2 separate regions of the Homo sapiens genome follow, and region 1 is linked to region 2. A link is a contact called in ENCODE Hi-C or POLR2A ChIA-PET data. All regions are on one chromosome and are shown on one strand. Each heading gives the region's core, a stretch centred on a gene start or an enhancer-like site at or near the end of the contact. The rest is flanking DNA. Distances are from core to core; before and after follow the strand shown. Region 1 holds the start of LOC124908047 (translation initiation factor IF-2-like). Region 2 has its middle 35 kb from the start of BIN1.

Evidence for each region. A loop is a pair of places that touch in the nucleus more often than their neighbours do. ChIA-PET counts read pairs that join two places held with the same protein, here RNA polymerase II (POLR2A). Pooled maps may share reads with other maps.
Region 1: a map of gastrocnemius medialis shows a loop between it and region 2 (4-fold over the local background). The contact joins two enhancer-like sites. A Hi-C loop is called at or near these places in 1 of 168 maps with a recorded cell type or tissue (gastrocnemius medialis) and 2 of 50 pooled maps. POLR2A ChIA-PET finds 5 or more read pairs at or near these places in 1 of 52 experiments (GM10248).

Annotation. Positions count from the first base shown.
Region 1 is chr2:127,410,048-127,417,685 of GRCh38, forward strand. It overlaps LOC124908047 (translation initiation factor IF-2-like), which reads right to left and starts at 307. Exons shown (of 3, transcript XM_047446883.1): 1 at 249-307. The coding sequence starts at 307. RefSeq lists enhancers at 778-977, 1,118-1,167, 5,341-6,103, 6,484-6,543. Within about 2 kb of position 3,949, at least 4 of the 41 ENCODE cell types and tissues checked have a DNase peak (open chromatin) inside an H3K27ac peak, as active enhancers do.
Region 2 is chr2:127,138,387-127,146,030 of GRCh38, forward strand. No RefSeq gene overlaps it. Among named protein-coding and RNA genes, the nearest start is that of BIN1, 35 kb to the left of the region's middle. Within about 2 kb of position 6,170, at least 8 of the 41 ENCODE cell types and tissues checked have a DNase peak (open chromatin) inside an H3K27ac peak, as active enhancers do.

The DNA.
Region 1 (7,638 bases), core at 2,699-5,198, 270 kb after region 2:
TAGGAAGTTCTTCCTTGATGTAGTGATGAAACTGAATATAGTTAAATGGAAAATCCTTTGACTTGCAGCTCTGCTCTTAGAGAGCCCTCAGTACACTGACTCCTGAGGTCAGTCCAATGTGATGGCCTCAAGCTGCTATCTCAACAAAAGCGTTTGAGAATGGAATACTTAGGATTGTACCTACAAGCAACGGCAGGGTTTTAGATTTGTAGGGATTCGTTTCCAGCTGTCCAAAGATGTCCATTCACTTTGCATCTGCAGGCTGGTTTTGGTAAACCAGCAGTTTGTCATCTTTTGCATCTATCATGTAGGATATCCATGGCTAAGATATCCATCCTTTTTGAACTTTTTTTTTTTTTTTGAGTTGGAGTCTTACTCTGTCGCCCTGGCTGGAGTACAGTGGCGTGATCTCGGCTCACTGCAACCTCAACTACCCAGGTTCAAGTGATCCTCCGGCCTCAGCCTCCCAAGTAGCTGGGAGTACAGGCGCGTGCCACCACGCCTGGCTAATTTTTGTATTTTTAGTAGAGACAGGGTTCGCCATGTTGGCCAGGTTGGTCTCGAACTCCTGACCTCAGCTGATCCACCCACCTCGGCCTCCCAAAGTGCTGGAATTATAGGCGTGAGCAATGGCACCCGGCCCTTTTTGAACATTTCTGAGCACACTGGATGTCACTGTAAGTTAAACCTCTCTCTGTCTCTCTCCTTCTCTGTCTGTGTTTCTCTCAGGAAAAATAGTTTTAAAGCACAAAGATACTTTGAACTTGTGAAGTTGAAGTTGAAGTTGAATTCCAAATAAGTTACAGTTTTAGTAAAGAAGTGAGAAAGTCTTGTTTAAATTGGCTGTCCTTTTCTGGTGACATTTTGGTTTCGTTTCCAAAAAATGAGTCATTTTTCATTATATGAGCTTTGTCAGTACCTACCTATAACATCGACAACTCAGGGACAGTCAGTTCATGCTTTTCCAGAGCCCTTATGGGCTCCTCAAAGATCATCAGGCAGTTTTGGAGGAAGAACTTATAAATTTCAGTTTGACTGTTTAACCATAATCTTTTTCTCTATTTTCATTCTTAATATATTTCCAAATTAGACAAGGACATTCTTCTTGTCCCATGCTTTGAAAATATGGTTGTATGGCAGGCTGCCTTTTTACCCTGGCAACAGTGACAGCCCTCGTGTAGGCACATGTCCAAAGGAGGCCATCTCCTTCCATTTCTGGAATGTGAAAAATCTCATTAAGTGCTTTTTCATGCTTTGAGGAAACTGAAAAGTAAATAAAAGCTTTCATTTTGAAAGCATCAATATCACAGGGAAGGAAACTCCACCCCTTTTTACTGATGTGTACAAAATGTGCAGGACACTTCGTGGCTAATATTTTTAACTTTTCTTTGGTAAAGCGTTCATAGACTGCATGGAATTTGCAAAAATTTACATTTGCACGGTCTGCCAAATAGGCAGACAGATGGGCAAAGTCATGTTTGTATTTGGACAAGATAGCATCAACATTCTTTTTTTTTTTCTGCAGGTGGATTAAAATCTTCATAGAAATAAAAAGGATGATTTGAAACTCCATTTTTTCAAATCAAAGTATTTACAAGTTAGGAGAACTGTTTTTCATTGCCATGATTGGATGCAGCACTTGGTTACTGTAGAAAGCATGATTGTTGGTGGGATCTGGCAGAATCCGCTGCATGTTGTAAAGGGTCAACACAGCTGCCATCGACATTTCTCCCTTTGTTCACCCACGTGATATTTCAGTTACAGCCTGTAAATGAGGAAATGTGCCCCTACTCAGTTTCAAAAAACAATCAAAGGAGCAGCACAATCACACAAATTCATTTTTGTAGTTTGCCCTAGCTAATTCAGCAGCCACTATTTTCAATTGGTGTCTTTTGTGGAGACAAAAAGCTTTTTGGTTAATGTGGACATACTTGCCTATCTCACTGAGGACTTGTGAGGCAGTCTCTACAGTCCCTTCTTCCACCATGCCCAACCCCGAATTCTCTCTGCTTATTGCGCAGTATCCCTTGTTTTGATTCTTTACCTCCCTCATCCAGTTGTCTGTGTCACTCCTCCTGTCGTTAAAATAACATGGCCATTTGGGTCACGCGGGCATTGATATTGCAACACCATTTCCTCATTTTCATCACCTGAATGCTTAAGAAAACATGGCCTCAGTAGTCACCATGCTAAAATTAAACTAGCAGTGTCTCAATACAAAGCACAACAATTAATCCGCAGGCAAAGTGGATGGTCACGTTCAAGATTATAGCGCGCTTAAGTTACATCACAAGGAGTGACATAATAATGGATGATCCACTATGGTGTACTACAAATCATGGTGGTTGTCCTCAGCAACAGACACTAAGGAAGGTGATGTGCCCATTTGGCACTAAAACCAGTGTTGCCTTCGGCCTCTGTTTCTGGGGTTGCCATGTGGGTTTTATACCTTTCCCCTAATCTCCTGTATCAATCACTGAAAACCTCGACTTTTCTCTTCCCAAGGGAGAGTTTACTTCCCTTTAACTTTTTGGCTTCTTCTTTAGGACTTTTAGTGTTAAAAATGGTACAATCCCAGACAAATGGGATAGTTGATCATCTTATCATGTTTATAGAATCAAGAAATAATGTCTCAATTTAAAAAGTCAATTGTATTTATAAACACTAGCAACAAACAATTGTAAGTTCAAATTTTTAAAATGCCACTTACAATAACATTTTTAAAACATGAAATAAGTAGGGATAAATTTAACAAAATATGTTCAAGACCTATACCTGAAAACAATTAAACATTGGAGAGAGAAATTAACAAAGAGCTGAATAAATGTAGAGAAATACCATGCTAATAGATGAGAAGACTCAACATTAAGATGTCTTTTATTCCTAAATTGTTCTATAGATTCAATTCAATCCAAATCAAGATTTCACCAGGAATTTTTTTTTTAGAAATTGAGAAATTGGTTCTAAAATTTATATAGAAGTAGAAAGGACCTAGAATAGCCAAAACAATTTTGAAAAATAAGAACAAAGTTGGAGGACTTACACTACTTGATTTCATGAGTTACTTGAATCTTGTAATAGCAATTAAGACATTATAATGTTGGCATAAAAATGAAAGATAGATTAACAGAACAAAATAGAGTCCAGAAGTAGATGTATGCATATACGGTCAATTGATTTCAACAAAGCACCAAAGCAATTCAATGGGAGAAAGGATAGTGTTTGCAAGAAATGGGACTGTGACAACTAGATCTCCATATATTTTAAAGAATGATTCTTGGCCCCTACCTCACACCATATACCAAAATTAACGAATTCAAAATGGGTCAGAGATGTAAATGTAAGAGTGAAAAACCATAAAGCTTCTAGAAGAAAACATAAGAGAAAGCCTTTGTGACCTTGAATAAGGCAGTGTTCTTTGGTAGGACACAAAAGCACGAATCATAAAAGAAAATGTTGATAATTGGACTTCATCAAAATTACAAACATCTGTTCATTAAAAGACACTGTTAAGTATAAAAGACAAGTCACAGACTGAGAGGAAATTTTTGCAAAATACTTAGCTGACAAAGGGCTTGTTACTAGGATACATACAAATTCTAAAAACTCAATTTAAAAAACCCTCAAAAACAAAGAAACAAACAAAAAACAGCCCAAAGACTTAAACTGGCACTTCACCAAAGAAGATATAAATAGCAAATTAGCACAGGAAAAGATGCTCAAAATCACCAGAGAAGAGGGAAATGAAAATTAAAGCTACAATGAGATACCACTACACATCTATTAAGAAGGCTAAAAATTGAAAATTAAAATTAAAAAACAACCGACAACACCAAATGCTGGTGAGGATGCAGAGCAACAGGAACACTCAGACATTGCTTGGTGGGAATGCAAAATGCCACCACCACTCTGGAAAAGTTTGACTTTATTTTTTTTTCCCAAAAGTAAACACGTACTCACCACATGACTCAGCAATCTTATTCCTAGATATTACCCAAGAGAAATGAAAACATATGCCCACACAAGGACCTATACATAAATGTTCTAGCAGCTTAATTTAATGATAGCCAAGAACTGGCAAATGGATAACAGATTGTGGCACATCTATATAATGGAGCCCAGTCAGCAATAAAAAGAAATAAAGTACTGATATAGAATTCCACATGAATAAATCTCAAAAGCTTTATGCTGAGTGAAAGAAGGTAGTCTTAAAAAGCTATGTACTGGTTGGGCACGGTGGCTCACGCCTATAATCCCAGCACTTTGGGAGGCTGAGGTGGGCGGATCACTTGCGGTCAGGAATTCAAGACTAGCCTGGCCAACATGGTGAAACTAAAAAATACAAAAATTAGGCAGGTGTGGTGGCGTGTGCCTGTAATTCCAGCTACTCAGGAGGCTGAGGCAGGAGAATCACTTGAACCCAGGAGGTGGAGATTGCAGCGAGCTGAGATCACACCACTGCACTCCAGCCTGGGCAAGAGAGCAAGACACCAACTCAAAAAAATATATATATGTGCTGTAGGATTCCCTTTATATGCTATTCTAGAAAATGCAGATTATAGAGATAGAAATCCAATCAGTGGTTGCCAAGAGTTGGGGTGGAACACAGAATTTCTGAGGGTGATGAAAATGTGTATATCATGATGTGGTGGTGGATGCACTATAACATACATTTGTCAAAACAAGCAGAACTGTACATTTTTAAAGTGTGAGTTTCCCTGTGTGTAAATTATACCACAATAACCTGACAACAACAAAAGAGAGAGACGTTGGACTGCATCCATCCCACTCCACTTCTTACCAGGGAGCTCCCGGGAGCCTCTCTAGTGTCTGTCCTCCCTGCCCTGCCTGGGGTGGGCTGAGCAGCACAGCGTCCCTGCAGAGAGAATGGAGAATGGGCAATGCCCACACAGGGGAGTGGCATGGGGTGAGAAGGAACCTTAGTCCCGTCAGCCCTGACCACCAGCCCATCTCTCATCACTGTTCAGCAGAGTGAGCTCAAGTTGGGTTTCTGGCATCTATTGGCAGAGCCAGGGCCAAAACGCAAGGGGTGGGGAGTGTTGTACAGGTTAGGGCTGACTGAATGATCAGCCCTAATCTGTACAACGGATCTGTGCAGTCTGAGCTTCCACACAGCAGCAGCTGTCCTTGACCCCTTCCCCTCCTAGTCGGCCCCTCCCTGACCTTCCCAGGCCTGTGGGAAGTCCTGTTAAGTCCCAGGCCATGTCCACTTTGTATAAAATACTTAAAAATAAGGCCAGGCACAGTGGCTCCCGCCTGTAATCTCAGCACTTTGGCAGGCTGAGGAGGGAGGATCACTTGAGGTCAGGAGTTCTAGAGCAACACAGCAAGACCTCCTCTCTCCTAAAAATTTTTAAAAATCAGCTGGGCGTGGTGGCACGGGCCTGTGATCCCAGCTACTGAGGTGGCTGAAACAGAAGAATCGCTTGAGCCCAGGAGATCTAGGCCGCAGAGAGCTGTGATCCCGCCACTGCACTCCAGCCTGGGTGACAGAGCCAGAGAGACCCTGTTTCAAAACTTTTTTAATTAAAAAATTAATAAAAGATTTAACGTGACCCTTATAACAGTCACCTGAGACGGACGCTGACCCCATTTTACAAATGTGGACATTGAGACACAGGGAAGTTAAATCCCCCTGTCAGAAAAAGGCTAGCGGAGGTTTAAGGCCGTGGGAACGTGACTCCAGAGCTGAGGGCTTTGGAACCCCGCCTGCTCCGGTAGTTGTGGCTGGCCTTGCCCCACACACATTTGGTTCTAGCTCCTTTGCTTGGGTCTTCATCCATGCAGCGAATTCCTTAGCCACAGGTGTCCCTCTGCTCTCTAACTCACAGCGAGCTCGCTGCCCAAAGTCCTGCTCCGGCTTCCTGGGTGGACCTGACCGCGTTCGGGTGCACGTGGGGCGACTCACACCTGACAAGTAAAGCGGGTGAGGCCGCGCCTGTGAAGGGCGCCTGGCTCCTCCGCAGGAGCGGTGCGGCGCGGCGCCCCCGGCTGGAACCAGGTGTAACTGCAGAGACCCTGGGATCGCAGGAACGGCTGGCGGCAGGACTGTCCCTACCTCGAGAAGGTGACGGGGTTTCCTGCGCTGCCAGCCGATGAGGCGGCCGTGACGCAGCCCGCCGTGCAGAGTCCCCGTCGGCCGACAGGCGTGCAGAGCTCTGCAGAGGACCCTTCCGCCCTCTGGGCAGCCTGCCAAGCCGTGGCACCCCCAACCCCCAGCACTGGGCACTTGGGAGCATTGCAGCCGCCCTGGCTCGTACCGGTGCCGGTGCTTTGGGCACCTGGGCTGGTTTGGACATGGGTGCCCCGGGCAGAGTCCATTTATGCAGGTCAGAATCAGTGTGTGGAGCCTGCATAGACTTGCCCTGGAGCGGCTGCCTGTGCTGGGGTGGGGAGGAGTAGAGGGCGAGAAGTTGGTGGGGAAGGGAAGCGGCGCCAAAAGAATACCCACAACATCTTGCACCTGGAAGGCAAAGCAGAGGGCAGTGATCTCTGCAGACTTGCGGGGGCGACGCCTGAAGCAAACAGGGACATACAAGCTGGTGCCTTCTGTGGTTGTGCATGGGGTCTTCATGCTTCCTGTCTGAGTTCCCAGAAGCTTGTCTCTGCTTTTCTAGGCAGCTGCCACAGCCTGTCACAAACAGCTCCTGGTTCTCCACTTCTCATAGTCTCGATTTCAAAATCCATTGCCTCACCCTCCACCTCCTCTCCACCTCCACCCCTCCTAGCACCTCCTGACTGCTTGTGTTCTGTGTCTCCCCACTGTCTCCCAACCTGGGGTGGGGTTGGGGGGGATGTCTTTCCTCCTGTCTGCTCTTTGATGTCCAGCTGAAGTGTCACCTCCTACAGGCAGCCTCCCCTGGCTATGCCAGCTTGTACTGATTGCCCTCTCCTCTGAATTCTGTAAGCATTTCCTATGTGTACCTGCCCCTGGGCAAGGTGGGCCTGACTTGTTAGAGTGTTAGAGTTTTACCCTGTTCCTCTAGGAGGGCCTGGTACCACCACAGCCCAGCATGGTGTGGTGCCTCAGCAGGAGGCATCTGGTTACAATCAACACAAGCTGTTCCAGCCAATTTAAAGAAACTTCAGGAGGAATAGGGTTTTAGGAGGGCATGGGGACCCTCCTGCACCCGAAGCCAGGATGTGCCACCAATCATAAGGAGGCAGGGGCCTCCTTCCGCTGCTCCCTGGGACTCTCTAGGTGTCCGTGGCCTCAGTCCCCCTCTGCACACCTGCATCTTCCTTCTCATCAGCTTCCTCTGCTTTAAGCGTAAACATGGATGCCCAGGACCTGGCCTCAATCTTCCGAGTCTGGTACTTATGGTGTACTGACAGTGTGAGACCCTACTCCTCTGATCAATCCCCTGGGTTGGTGACTTCCCTGTGCAATCAATGGAAGCCAGCGAGGCAGGGTCACATGCCCCGTTTAGAGGTGCAGACTTGGAGAAGGAACGTGGGCAAGTCTTCCCAGGAACAGGTAGGGCAGGGAGGAAAGGGGGGCATCTCTGGTGCAGCCCGGTTCGGAGCAGGAAGACGCTTAATAAATGCTGATAGACTGCAGGACACAGGCAAAGGTGCTGAGCTGGACCCTTTATTTCTGCCCTTCTCCCTTCTGGC
Region 2 (7,644 bases), core at 4,920-7,419:
GAGGCCTGGAGGGTCGACTGGCCACAGCCACCTTTCCCACTGCCCAACAGCAGGGTCCCACGACTGCGGCTGCATGCCCTCTTCACTTTCCTCCGGGGGCCTCCCAGACCCCCACTCTGTGTGCCAGCACTTAGTCCTGCCTAAAACAGCAACTCTTCCGGGGCGAGGGAGACTCAAGGCAGAAACAAGGTCTTCACAGCCCCTGGCTGTATCCGCTCTGGACCCCATCCCTCCTCCCTGGTTCCACCCAGGGCTAGGCTCTCCCATCTGCCCCGGCCACCCCAGAGACAGACGTTCAAGCTGAGGCATCAGGAGATTCAAGATGGCTTTTCTGGAGAGTTTCAGTTTGAAAGAGCAGCCTGCTCAAGAAAGTAAATCCCTAATAGTGGACTGTGGTGGTGGTGGTGGCATTTTCAATTTGATTATTGCTGGAACATAGGAAAGGCCTACATTAGCTTGTTGCTATTGTAACCTAGCCAGCATGCTAAATTCCTTCATTAATTTTAATCATTTGCCAAATAATGTTCTTGGGTATCCAAGTAGAAGGTTGTACCATCTGCTAATAAAACAATTTTCTTCCTTTCCAGTACCTATGCATTTTATCTCCATTTTGGGTCAAAGAAATATCTATTTTAAGAGGTACCAATGGGCATAGAGTAGAAGAACAGTCTCTTCTTCTCATCCCCCAATCACCCAGATTCTTTCCCTGGGAGTAGACACTGTGACCAGTTTCCTGTGAGCCCATCTGAAACCAAAAAAGAGCCCACATAGCTAAGACAATCCTAAGGAAAAAGAACAAAGCTGGAGGCATTACGCTACCTGACTTCAAACTATACTACAAGGCTATAGTAAACAAAACAGCATGGTGTGCTTTTCTCCCAATACTTTGATGTTAGGTTGTTAGATGAATAAAAGTTCATAATTGTTACATCATTATGAAATATTTTCTTTTTTCCTTTTGTTTTGCCTTGAATTCCATTTTTATGACATTATTAAACTTGTTACCTTTTTTGTTAGCATATATTTGATGTACCTTTTTTCCATCCTTTCGTTTTCAATTTTTCTGTCATTATTTCTTTGTATCTCAGAAATAGCATGTAGCTGCATTTTAGGGATTTCTTTTCCTCCTGATTTGTTGTTTTTCATGAGACAATTCAAACCATTCCCATTTATTGTGATTACTGACATGTCAAAGCTTGTTTCTGCCATATTGTTTTATATTTATTAATATATGTACCATGCTTTCTACTTTTCCCCACGGTTTTCCTTTTTTATCAATTGACCAGCTCTTCTTCATTTAATTTCTGATTAAGTGCTTACCTTTAAATTTTAACTCCAACATCTGTCCATTATTTTATTTTCCCTTATAGCCTGTGTAAGTGTAGTGCCCCTTGTCATTATGCTCGGCAAAGCACAAACCTTAGCCCACTTGGACTTCCTTCCTCTCCTTCTCCTCCCCACCTGCAATGTTAATACCACTTGAGCTTTTAGTTCCAGTTCCATTTAGACTTAGCAGCAAATTCTAATTCCTTTACTCACCACTGCTTCTTGAATCTGTAGCTTTCTCTTGGATTTATTTTCATTGTGTTGAAGTACCTCCTCCTACAGGTAGGATGGAAGGTGACTCATTTTCTCATCTGTGGATGTCTGAAATTGTCTTTACATATTTTACCTTCACACTTGAATGATGGCTTTAGCCGATTCAAACATGTGTCCCTTAGATCTCTAAAAATATTTCCCCTGGGTCTCTGAAGATCTTCCAACATGCAGTGTTGTAGCTAAATCTAATATTAGTCTGCTTTCTCTTAGGAGTAATCTGTTTTCCTTTTCTCCATCCTTCATGTTCTAAGTTTCAGCCCAGCCAGTCTATCATTTTCTGTTCTGCTTGTCATGAAGTGGGCCCCTTCAGGATGAGGACTTTTGTCTTTTGTAGACTTGAGAAATTTCCTTCTCTATTAATCTTAGCGTTCCCCACATCCAACCTCTCTAGTCCCTCTTTCTGGAGCTCCTATTTAAAAGGTATTAACATTTCTGAATCTAGTCTTCATATATCCTCACTTTTATTTTATGCTTTCTATCTCTTCTTTTTGCGGGGCATTCTAGATGAAGTCCTCAATTTGATTTTCCAGTTCACTAATATGCTATTATTGACCTACATCCAGTCTGATCATACTCCAAAAGCCCCTTTTTGAATATACCTTTGAGCGTCTTCTTTTTTATTTCTAAGGCCTCACACCGTTTCCTCTCACAGCTTTCTGAGATTAACTGTGCTTCGTCCGTGTGCTCTGCTTGCTGTTTATCTGGGTATCAGTCTGTTTCCTGTGCTCTGCGTCCCAGTCATGGCAGTGCTTTCCTCAGTGTTCAGCGGCTCTGGTGTGTGCTCGTCTTGTGTTTGAGGTTCTTTGTTACCCAGTCTATGGGTGATGCCTCCAGCCACGGTGTGGGAGAGATGACCGTGGGTGGAAAACAAGCTGGTGGACGTGGTGTGCCTGCATCCGAGGTCCGTTTGTCCAGAGTGTCACCTTGCCTCCCTAGGCTGGGCGTTCACACTGGCAGGAGGGAGACAGAGATCCCTGCTGCCTGCTATTTGGCTAAGTGGGAAAGGTGTGGTGGGAGGAGTAGATAGCTGGCTGGCTTTGTGGTTCCTACTGCAACATCCTAACCCACGACCTACCAGTCACCACCACCCCATTCACCATCTTCAAGCTTAAATTCCCTTCAAAACTGCCTATGACAGCAGGTCTCCCTATACGTATTTTGGGCAGTGGTTTCTTCCTTTCAACCCCACCAATTTCCTTCTTTCAATAATTCCTCGCAACTTTAAATCCACCGAGGCCCCTTCTCGTCTCCTAGAACATTTTTGGATGACATGTATTTATTTTTTCTGGTATTTCTAAGGGTTTGGGACAGGAAAAAGTGGTTGGGGTTCAGTCTGCCATTTTTAGCTAATTTCTAAATAGATTTTTCAAGTGCTCAGAGCAACCCTATGAGCTAGGTATTAGTAATAACTCTCAATTTACAAATGAGGAGACAAGCTTAGAGAAAAAAATACAAAATTTTCTCAAGATTTCACTGCCGGCAAAGAGCAGCACTACGTCCCTAACTCAACTCTGTTCAACACTAAGCCCACTGCCGTCCCATGCGGGTAAGTCGAATGCAAAGCTCTGCCCCGTGATTTTTCCAAAGCATCCAGAAAAAGCCTTACAACCTCCCGGGCTTCTGCTTCTGGAACACACTGGAGGACCACTGCAGCAGGCCATGTCTCCAAAACTCTCCCAATGATCACAGCCGCTAATTCCATTCACTCATGCACACACTCGTTAATGTAGTATACACAGAGCATAGCCTGTGCTACAGACACTGCCAGAACAAAACAGACATGGTCCCAGCTCTCGCGGAACTTCCTGTCTGCTAACAACCCCTCGTGTTACAGATGAAGACTCGAAAACCAGAAAGGAAAGGACTTGCCCAGGATCACACAGTCAGTTAGAGGCAGAGTTGCTGTCAGAATGCAGTCTCCTTACTCCCAGCCCAGTACCCCCCTTATCTTTTTATTTCTTATTAATATTTTATTTATAACTAATACATAATAGCCATACATGTTTATGGGGTACAGTGTGATGTTTCAATGCATATATACATTGTATCATGATCAAGTCAGGGTAATTACCATATCCATCACTTTAAACATTCATCTCCTGTCTTTTCTAAATAAGTAACACATGAACGTTATTGAAAAATTAGAAAATACAGGTGAACAATAAAGGAAGGGGTAAAAAATCACCCATAGCCCCATCTTGCAGAGGTCCAGGATGAACATTTTAGCATTTATCCTTCTAGACATTTTTCTATGCATACGTGTATTTTTTTCTCCTAACAATATTTTTAAGGTCTTACAACATTTGTTTTATCTTACAAAAATACAATAATATTATACACATACGATTTCTCCTTAAGATATACTGGGCAACTTTTACATATTTTAATGAAACATTTCATTTCATTCTCATTTATATAAAATCTATCCCCGTAACACATTTTTCTTGATTAAATGATTCACACAGAAAGTTTATGAATTTCAACTACATTAATAAAGATGAATGACACCATTTTCATAAAGAAAAAATAAATGGCATATGAAATAAGGTAATATACTGAGTATTACAAGTAGACCCACAGCTAGATGTTTTCTATAGCAAAAACTACATGGTTTAGGAAATTGGTCGCCAGAGTTTAGAATATATCCCCACTTTGACTTGAGTCCCTGTACCTATATTATTAATAAGCACTTATCTATCTTTTTTTAAAGCATATTGTGAAAAATGTTCCCAGGTCAACAAATACTGCTGTATCATTCTTAGTCGCTATACAATACCCTACTGTGTGGTTGTATTACACATCAATACCCTATTGTTGGAAATCAAGGCTGATTTCCAATTTTTCACATTTACAAATCAACCCTTCAGTTACTATTCTCATATCTCATAATACTAATCTTCAGCTAGCTTTGTCACCTGCATGATCTTTACCTCTTTATGTCTCAGAGTCCCCATCTGCAGAACAGGATTAAGTGGCCCAGACTGCACACCATGTTTGTCATTATTAAAGGAGAAAGGCCTGGTGAGGCTGCTGGTTCCAGCTGCTGTGTGATGGTGATAATGATGAGTTACCACTTGATGTCCTAGGAGTCCTAACCTGTATAAAAGAGAAAAAAATGAGGGCCCCTGGTCCACCTCAAACATTCCCCAAAGGATTAGCTTGAGTCTAGCACTAAGGGGATGTCACACACACAGCCATCTCCGTTGTAAGTGGACTTGAGGGTCACCAGCTTTCCACAGCCACCATCCTTCTGCTCCTCCAAAGGTCCTCTCACCTCTGCAGAGCACATGTAGACTGGTGAATTTCCAGGAGTGAGCAGTCAAGGGTAGTGGAGACAGAGGGTCAGTTGGATCCCTCAGCTCTGGAATGAACAGGAGTGACCAGAGCCAGGATCTTACAAGAGCTAGTTCTCCTGCTTCTAAGCCTTGCTATCCAGGAATTCTACATGTCAGACACAGCACAGCCTGCTGGCTGCTCTCAAAGAACCCAAATCAAGATCAATTCACAGGCTGGAAACGGTGGCCCATGCCTGTAATCCCAGCACCGGGAGGCTGAGGTGGGAGGATTGCTTGAGCCCAGGAGTTTGAGATCAGCCTGGGGAACATAGTGAGACCCTGTCTCTACAAAAATAAAATTAGCTAGGTGTAGTGGCACCGCCTGTAGCCCTACGCAGGAGGCTGGGGTGGGATTACTTGAGCCCAGGAGGTTGAGGCTACAGTGAGCCATGATCATTCCAGCCTGGGTCACAGAGTAAGACTCCATCTCAAAAAGAAAAAAAAATTCACAGAGGAGGTGAACATCAGAGCACATCCCTAATTTAAAGAAAAAGGCCCTTTTCCCACTTTTATTGCTTTCACTTCCTGTTCCTCTTTAGTGTGGAAACCAGGAGGGTCAGGAGAGAAAGTTCAGAGAGAGACAGGGACCCGCAGGGAAAGCACAGACAGGCCCATCACAGCCTTCTCACATCTCACAGTGGGCGGAGGAGAGACGAGGCCGACCCACAAGTGTTGCCTCTAATTCTTACTGAGAGCTCAATGTTGTCATTTCCATTTTAGAGAGCAGAAAGTTGTTCTAAGAGATCAACCACTAATATTAAAGCTAGTATTTAAGGAACGCTGTGTACCAGGAAGCTGTTAGACACACACAGGTCATTCTCGCTATGAGAACAGAGACTAGTGTTATTCCTGTTTTGCAGATGATTTAACTGAGACACAGGGAGACTCTGGAGTCAGGTCTGTGGCCTCTTAACCACTGAATCATACTCTCTTCCAAACCAGGCTTTGAAAGCAAAGGGCTACTGATTTCCTGGGCCTGCCCACCCGGTGCTCTCTCCTGGGCCGTCTGCCCCAGGGCCTTCCTGGCTCCTGATGCAGAGGAAACTTTCAAGGCTGGGGCTTCAGGGACCAACGCCTTCTTCTTCAAGGACTTTGAAGAAAAACTGGAAAGTGTGACAACCCTAAAAATTCATTCATTCATCCATTTGTTTATTTATTCACTTATTCAGCACAGATGCATTGAGCATTTACTCTGGCTGAGCCAAGCCCTGGAGCAGTGCTGGCAGCATGCAGATGAGGCAGGCACTGCCCTCTGATGAACAGTCCTTCAAGCCGCAAATCTCTGTCCCTCGGAATACTGAAGACATTGTTCCATTGCCTCCTATTGGCCATTGTTGCCATCTGATGTTACTTAAGTATGAAATAAAAAAAAAATTCTTTCAAATTCTGTGTATTACTTTTTTAAAACAACTACTAAATTGTTGTTTGGACCTAACTACTTAAATGGAACTATTAGGTGCTTCTTTTGGCCTAGGAAAAGCCATGAAAACATTTCTGAAACACTAAAGGCACCAAGAACCAAGAAAGCTTGGGAAACTCTGCTCTAAGATAAATTCCTACCATTGTATTTGCTGCAGCCGCGGCAGGTTTGTCTTTTTGTATATATACATGAATCCAACTGTCTTCTAGAAGAATTAAATTTAAATTTATAATCTAACAATCAGACAGAGAGAAAGGTTAAAAGTGACATTGATGTAGAGCCTCCAAATAGCTGATTTCTTTCCTCCAACAGACTTTCTTGTCACAAAGAAGCCAAAGACTTTCTTGGAATTATCATTTATTTCCATATATGCAAATTATGCATTTTTATTTTTCAAGTCTATGGACTTTTAGGGGGTTTTTTGAAAAGCACTGGGAGGGTTTTTTATAAGTATGCATCAACATGCCAACAATTGTTTCTCTCTGGATAAGGGATTTCCAGCAATTATTCCTTTTTTCTGTAGAACTTCCTGTATTACCTGAATTTACAATGTTCATAGTCAACCTTTTTATTCAGAAGAAATAAAAACCCATCTTGAGAGGAAGAAAAACTGAATATATTGGATTAAATTTGTACCCAACTTCCATTAATGAGAGCTTAGGACACTGTACTAAAATATCCACCTCCTGTCATCCTCCTTTTGAGAAATGAAACCCCTGGTCATAAAAATAGCCTTTGCTTGCAGTTAGAAGGGAGAGGATTAGAAGGAAAAAAAAAAGGAAAAGCAGAAGGAAAACTGCCTGTTAGCAAATCTAAATTCAGATGAATGTCTGAGGGGCTGAGAGATGGTGCTGGGCCAGAACCAGCTCCCTCAAGTTCCCAAGACCTCTGTGGGGCCAAGAGGGGCTGGGGACTTCATGCAAGGTGCTGATTTCAGAGGCAGCTGTGATTAATTTTAGAAGGCCCTGACATTCTAACTGAGTCATCCTGAGGTGGCCCGATTGGAACTAATTGGGTGAGCCCATTTCAAGCTGGCTGTCTTCTCAAGTGTCCCAACCCTCTGGGGTTCTTCCAGCTCCTGGAATTGGAAGGTCTTGATCCTGTCAGCAAGTGCCATCTCACCAACAAGGAGGGCCAGGGTCTGCCCACCCAGAGTGACAGGACCACCTCAAAACATGCAAAGAGGGTCCTGGCAGCTCTGTGTCCATGGGCAACTCAAAGACAGCCAGGATGATCACTCCTGGGAAGCTGACTCCAGTCTTTCCCATTACACCAGCAACTATAAAGCAC